2 separate regions of the Mus musculus genome follow, and region 1 is linked to region 2. A link is a contact called in ENCODE Hi-C or POLR2A ChIA-PET data. All regions are on one chromosome and are shown on one strand. The core of a region is the stretch at or near the end of the contact, and the rest is flanking DNA. Distances in the headings are between cores, read along the strand shown.

Region 1 (3,246 bases), core at 357-2,856, 38 kb before region 2:
GGTATTTCCATTACTTCAGTCCAAACTCAGTCCCTTAATAAATCATCAATTTTATTCCATAGACAAAAATTAATAAAACTGAAACACTCATTCAGGAACCTGTGACTAAGGATTAGATAGTACAATATTAATATCAAATGGCCAGTAAGGGAAATCCCCCGACTTCTGGCCAACAAGGGTCACTTGTACGTTTTCTGTGTGTCAGTTCCCTTGGACTTTGCCCCTTTCCTCTCAGGCTGTCAATCACTCTGAATTACTCCCAGCTAACCACAGTTTTCCTTTGTTCTGCTTCTGTTTATAGATTGAGACCCAGAATGTTGATTTTCAAGTTATAAAATGTTAAAAAGAAATGTTAAATGCCAGACAACTTCAACCTGTTGTAGTGTTTCCCGCCCCCCCCCGCGCCCCCCCCTGCCCCATTTCAGACATGAACTTAGAAGTTGTGTTACAAGACACGTGACCTGCTTATATTCCCAAAACACTATTAACTTTGGCCTCCTTGGGTTTTAAACTTCATTCACATCCAGCCAAAAGAGCAAGATGAAGTAAGGTACGCTTGCACGTGCCATATTTAATGATCTCTGTAAGGCTTGCCTTCCAGACTACCGTAGTAAACACTCCCAAAGACTTTGAACAAAGACAGTGCTTGAATAAATCGAATCCTTTGGTAAAGAGACTTCTCCTTCACCACACCATTTCTCCAAATCCCTTTTTAATTCTACACTGAAAAACAAAACTAAAAATATATACGGTATAAACTTGGGGAACTTTTTAGAAGTTAATTTCAACCTCACCCAGACATGCATTTAAAAAATTCCTCCTTCCTAACGGAAGGCTCTTCATTCACCACTGAAGCTATGAAACACACTCCTTACAGGCAGCAATGCCCGTAGCTTAGGAATTTCGGACATATTAGGGATAAACTCTGTTGCTTCTGGTTAGGCAGTTCCCTGCTTGCACTCCGGGGCCGAGTGTAAGGGACTAAGATGTTTCCTGCTGAAGTCCTCTCAAGGGCAGATGCCAGGGTGAGCAGTGCCCCGTGTTTTTCAGCAACCGAAAGCACTTGTGAATGACTGAAGGATCTGCACCACCGCCCAGCTGCACTTAGGGGCTGCTTTGGAAACAGCAGCTCGGAGCTTGGGAAAATTCATGTCCGATCCTGAAGCTGGGAAGGAAGTGTTCAAGCACACACTCCACACCACAAGCAGCAGCAGCGAAGCCCTGCAGACAGGCTTTCGGGTAGGCAGGCAGAGCCTGGGAAGGCATCCTTTTCCCCCAGCCCAAGGGAGAAGCTCTCCTCCGCCTCCGCGCTAGAGCTCCCCGGCATTCATCCTTCCATCCTTCCAGACGTTTCTGCGAGAAGCAGAAAGGTCTATGCCGGCCTTACCTCTGGGGCTGCTTTCCTGCAAGTACGGCGGGGCTGTGGGAGTGACATTTCCCGAATGGGATGCTGACAGCAGAGGCGAACGTTCGTCCACCCCGTCAGCAGCCATGACTGCAGCGACAGCGCGGCGGGCCGCGGGTTGAGCTGGGCTGCGGCTAGGGAGGAGGTGGTGGCCAGCAATGCCGCCGCGCCGCCGCTACGGCCTCCGGGAGGGCCCAGGATGTGTCACAAGGCAGGAGGCGGGGGAGGGGAGGGTGCGGGACCGCGAGGCCGGGGGAAGGGAAGCACGCCGGGAGGCATGCTGGGGGAGGGGACTGGAGAGGAAAGAAAGAGCCCGGGAGGAGGAGGAGGAGGAGGAGGAGAAGGAGGAGGGAGGGAAGAAGTGTGGAGGGAAAGCCAGCCAGTCTGAGAAAAGGGGAGACGGGAGGACTGATTAGGAAGTGGGGGAGGGGAAGAGATCAAGTAAGCAAGAGGAGGGGCAAAGGGAAAGAGAGGGTGAGGAATCTTTTAAACTAAGGGAACCGAGGATAAAGAGCAGCTTTGAGAGGCACTGAAAGGCCTGTACTGGATTACGGGCAAAACCAGAGCAATCAAGTTCAGCTCCTCCAGGAAGTAGGAGAGTCTAACTTGTCTGGTAAACTTTGCAGCTGGGTGAAGAAAACTTATTTCTTGGGTTATCATTTTCTTCGGAGAGGTTTCTTCTTTGTTATGAACCATAGCTGAGAATCTGTTGTCTGAGAAATGTTGGTGCCTGCGCATTAGGCTTTCCTCTTTTCCTTGATTTTTTTTTTTAGGAATAAGAGTGCTGACATTTGATTTTTGGCACTTTAAGCATAAGTGTTAACTTTTACAACTTCCGTTTTACAAAATAGACTGTCATTTTAGTTTTTGTAGAATAATGGGGCTTTTTTGTATAATGTAAAAATTAAACCTTTTTCCTACAAAAGATTTTTCTTTTTTTAAAAAAAGGTCATTGTACTGAAGAGCTAGCACACTGATTAAGGTGCTCACTGATCTTGCTTAGGTCACAAAAGCCAGTTCTCAGCACCCACATTTCGTGGCTCACAAACCACCTGTAACTCTAGTAAAAGGAATCCAATACCTTCATCAGGCCTACATCAACACACACACTCACACACACAGTTTTTTTAATAAATGTTTTTAAATACTCAACAGACTTATTGTCTTATTTTCTATTTACATTTTTGTTACCCTTTTTTGATGTTTTGTCATTTGATTCCAATGCGATTTACATTTTTTAAAAAAACAACAGAAACAAACCAAAGTTTAGAACACATCCAAATAAAAATGCAATCAGAATAATAGCTTTCCTGCTGAGGTTCTTCTGAGTGACTTCGGAAGAATTATTTACTCACCTTCCAGGTGTCCCCAAGTATCTAGGGTGTGGTCTCCATGCTCAAGGTGGCTGAAAAGTCCCACAGTGAAATAGCTGTACCGGAGATTGGGAGTTGCCCCTTACATTTCAGTCCGTATAAACAGCAGACATTCGAAACTACTCAAATCACATTTAGGATCCTCAAGTTGCTCTCTGAAGACATACTCTTTCTTCCTGAATCTATAAAGTACCAACTGGAAACCCTAAGGGAAGGTAAAGAACAATGTTTTCTTTCATGTAGCATCTTTGGGCGGCCAATAACAGGAAGATACAATGCAATATAAAGATCTTATTATGGTGTGACCCCTATGAGAACTTAGATGGGTCTCCAGTAGACTGGGGTTTGAAAACTCACGATGTGTCACTCCCAGCAAAAAAAAAAAAAAAAAAAAAAAAAAAAAGAGCTTATCCGTTGAAGAATGAGTACCAGTACCTCACAGTAAAGATCGCTGAGTTGAAGAAAATT
Region 2 (3,076 bases), core at 303-2,802:
TAGGGAGATCTCTGAGTTCAAGGTCATCTGGGATTAAAGGCGTGGTGGAACACACCTTTAATCTGCACCACACCTTCTGAAGACTTCCATAAGTATGTTGGAAGAAGGAAGATTTACTCTGTCTTCTTCACCTGCCTACCTTGTGGGACTGAGCAACTGCTAGATCCTTGGACTTCCATTCACAGCTGCTGCTCACCATTGTTGGGGAGTTTGGGCTACAGACCGCAAGTCATCAATAAATTCCCTTGCTATATAGAGACTTTCCATAGGTTCTGTGACTCTAGAGAACCCTGACTAATACAACCCCTTACAGGTTTATACAGTTGTAGGTGCAGTTCATTATTCATCTCTGGAAATAAGTTTTCAATTATTTCCAGAAATATTATTTCAACTTCATTTGTTTTGTTCTGTCTCAGGCATTTATATATAAAAAAGAATATGTTTGTCTATCTATTTTTTTTAAGATCTATTTATTTATTATATGAAAGTACATTGTAGCTGTCTTCAGACACTCCAGAAGAGGGCATCATATTTCGCTATGGATGGTTGTGAGCCACCATGTGGTTGCTAGGATTTGAACTCGGGACCTTCAGAAGAGCAGTTGGCGCTCTTATCCACTGAGCCATCTCGCCAGCCCCTGTCTATCGACTTTTGAGACAGGGTCTCACCTATGTAACTCTCTGGACATCCTGGAACTCCCTATGTAGACAGGCTGGCCTCAAACTCACAGAGATCTGCCTGCCTGCCTCCTAAGTGCTGGGATTAAAGGCCTACACAACCACAATCAGCCCTAAATAGAGATTTTTTTTTTTTTTTAAATTTTACTGGACCAACACTCTGAGTCTTCCACTCCTGCCACCATTCCGTGAGCATTCTTGTTTGCCTTTGCTAATTTGTTTTTGTGGCACACGAGTTACATTTGTTAAATCTTGCCTCAAATCTTCAAAACACCCTGACATCACTGTTAATCGTTTTACAACTGAATTTAGCAAATGGACTTTACTAAGCTTAGTCCTTTTTTATCTCTTTCATCACTTATTTCAAGAGTAGGCATTCCTTACTTAGCGTTTCCCCTTTTACCACATTGTAAAAAAACAAAAAACAAACCATTCCCTAGTGTATGACTAATATAACGTAAAGATCCTCATTGAAAACAAACCACGCTTTTATTAAAATTAAAAAAAAAATCTTTTCAACATGTTTTGGCAAAGAGGACAACTACGGAGCGTTCTAAAGCACAAATTGAAAGCTGTGCGAAAGAACGTCCGTGATGTCATCTCCGTGCGCCCCGTCAGGGCCAATCGCCTGGCGCGTAGCTTTGTGCTGCGGTTGCTCCAGCGCCGGGCGCGTCCTTAATCGCACAATCCCAGCTTCCGGCGCGCCGCCCAGAGCGGTCCGAGCGCGCAGGCGCCCTAGCCCATGTCGGCGTCTCCCGGTTTCAGTGGTTAGACCTGGATCCGGAGCCGCCTTGAGGCGGGGCTGGGCCTTCCCGGCGGCCAATGGCGCCCCGGGTGAGGGTTGAGGAGTGGGAGGTGCTGGCCCTCCTGAGGTGCGGATCTCCTTCAGCGCGGGTGCCGGGCCGCCTGGTCGTCATGGAGGAGGTCGTGGCTGAAGAGCTCGATGATGAGGAGCAGCTGGTGAGAAGGCATCGGAAGGAGAAGAAGGAGCTGCAAGGTGACGGGAAAGGGGCTGGGAATGTAAGAGGCGTCCACACCCAAGGCTGGGAGCGTGGAGTGTGTCCTCTGGTACCTGGACGGGCACACGTCCTGGATCCGTCTAGGCTTTCCCTCAGATAACTTTTGATCAGTCTTCTCCAGCTTTCCCCATTCCCTCGACCCCCTTATTTGCAGTCCCCGGAGATGTCCCCGTGTGCGACCTGCCGTGGACCCCTAGCGGGTCCGGTGCACGTGCTGCTGCTGAGTGATGTGCCTGGAGACCAAAGTCTTGGACCTCCTCTTCCTCCCTTCCCATTCCTGCCCCCGATCCCGACGCCTGGCCTTAGTGGTGTGGTCTGAATTGCTTCTCCTTGGCTTGTCGGTCACAGAGAAAGATATTTAAAAGGCAGAAGTTTTACCTTAGTATAGTTTTTTAACCTTGGTTTTGCCCTGTCAAACCAAACAAATTCGAGATTGTGTTTACGTTGGGTCGCAAGCCTCATCCGGACCTTTCTCCGTAGCTGATTGTTGTGTCATGATTAATTGCTTCTATAATTACTTTACATTCTATAATTGTACCTCTTCCCACCCTCTTAACTGCTTTTCGCTTTTTGGTCCGGGGGCTCTGACACGGCTGTTTTGATGACTTTTTTTAGCCAAAATTCAGGGAATGAAGAACGCTGTTCCCAAAAACGACAAAAAGAGGAGGAAGCAGCTCACGGAAGATGTTGCTAAATTGGAAAGAGAAATGGAGCAAAAACACAGGGAAGAACTGGAGCAATTGAAGCAATTGACTTTCAAGGACAGTAAGGTATGGGGAGCGAAGCTTGTCTCTGAGCCCGAGCAAACAGCTGTCTGAGTGTGTTGAACTGCTTATTGAATACGGTCTCAAAATTCTGAAATCGAGTCATACAGTCACACATCACATTTCCTCGACATTAGTTTTTTTAGACAGAGTGCCTTGTAGTCTAGGCTGTCACCCATGTGGATTTGGAGCAGAGGCTAAACCTTGAACTTTAACTTCAGATCCTACTGGTGTGACTTCACAAGTGCTGGGATTACAGGCATGCACCACCACACCTAGCTGTACATTTCTTTAGTATTTTTGTGACCAGGTTTATGGGCAGATTTTCTTTTTTTAAATGGAAGAACAGCAAAAAAGTGCCTACTTCCTTAACCTAATAACCATGTAAAGTATAAGTTATTGCCAGATAAGGTTTGCCTTGAGTGAAAGTTGGCAGCCGAGACTGCTCGTCAGGAACTCCTGATGAATGAGATTGTAACCTCGGCAAAGCTTCTTAATCAACCCTAGAATAAATTTCTCCACATGGGACAATAAATATGAAATTATAGTTAAGTAGAGAAAGCTGTCCTGAAACTCACTCTGTAGACCAGAAATCCGCCGGCCTCTGCCTCCCGAG

What was found. A loop is a pair of places that touch in the nucleus more often than their neighbours do. ChIA-PET counts read pairs that join two places held with the same protein, here RNA polymerase II (POLR2A).
Region 1: a loop to region 2 is called in a map of gastrocnemius, with 6 times the contacts of the local background. The contact joins the promoter of Pip4p2 here to the promoter of Otud6b in region 2. A Hi-C loop is called at or near these places in 21 of 37 maps with a recorded cell type or tissue (Patski, T-helper 1 cell, T-helper 17 cell and 7 more). POLR2A ChIA-PET finds 5 or more read pairs at or near these places in 4 of 5 experiments (Patski and embryonic stem cell).

What each region holds. Positions count from the first base shown.
Region 1 is chr4:14,862,579-14,865,824 of GRCm38, reverse strand. Pip4p2 (phosphatidylinositol-4,5-bisphosphate 4-phosphatase 2) reads right to left here and starts at 1,606. Exons shown (of 7, transcript NM_028264.4): 1 at 1,388-1,606. The coding sequence starts at 1,493.
Region 2 is chr4:14,824,889-14,827,964 of GRCm38, reverse strand. Otud6b (OTU domain containing 6B) reads left to right here and starts at 1,552. Exons shown (of 7, transcript NM_152812.4): 1 at 1,552-1,674; 2 at 2,312-2,466. The coding sequence starts at 1,593.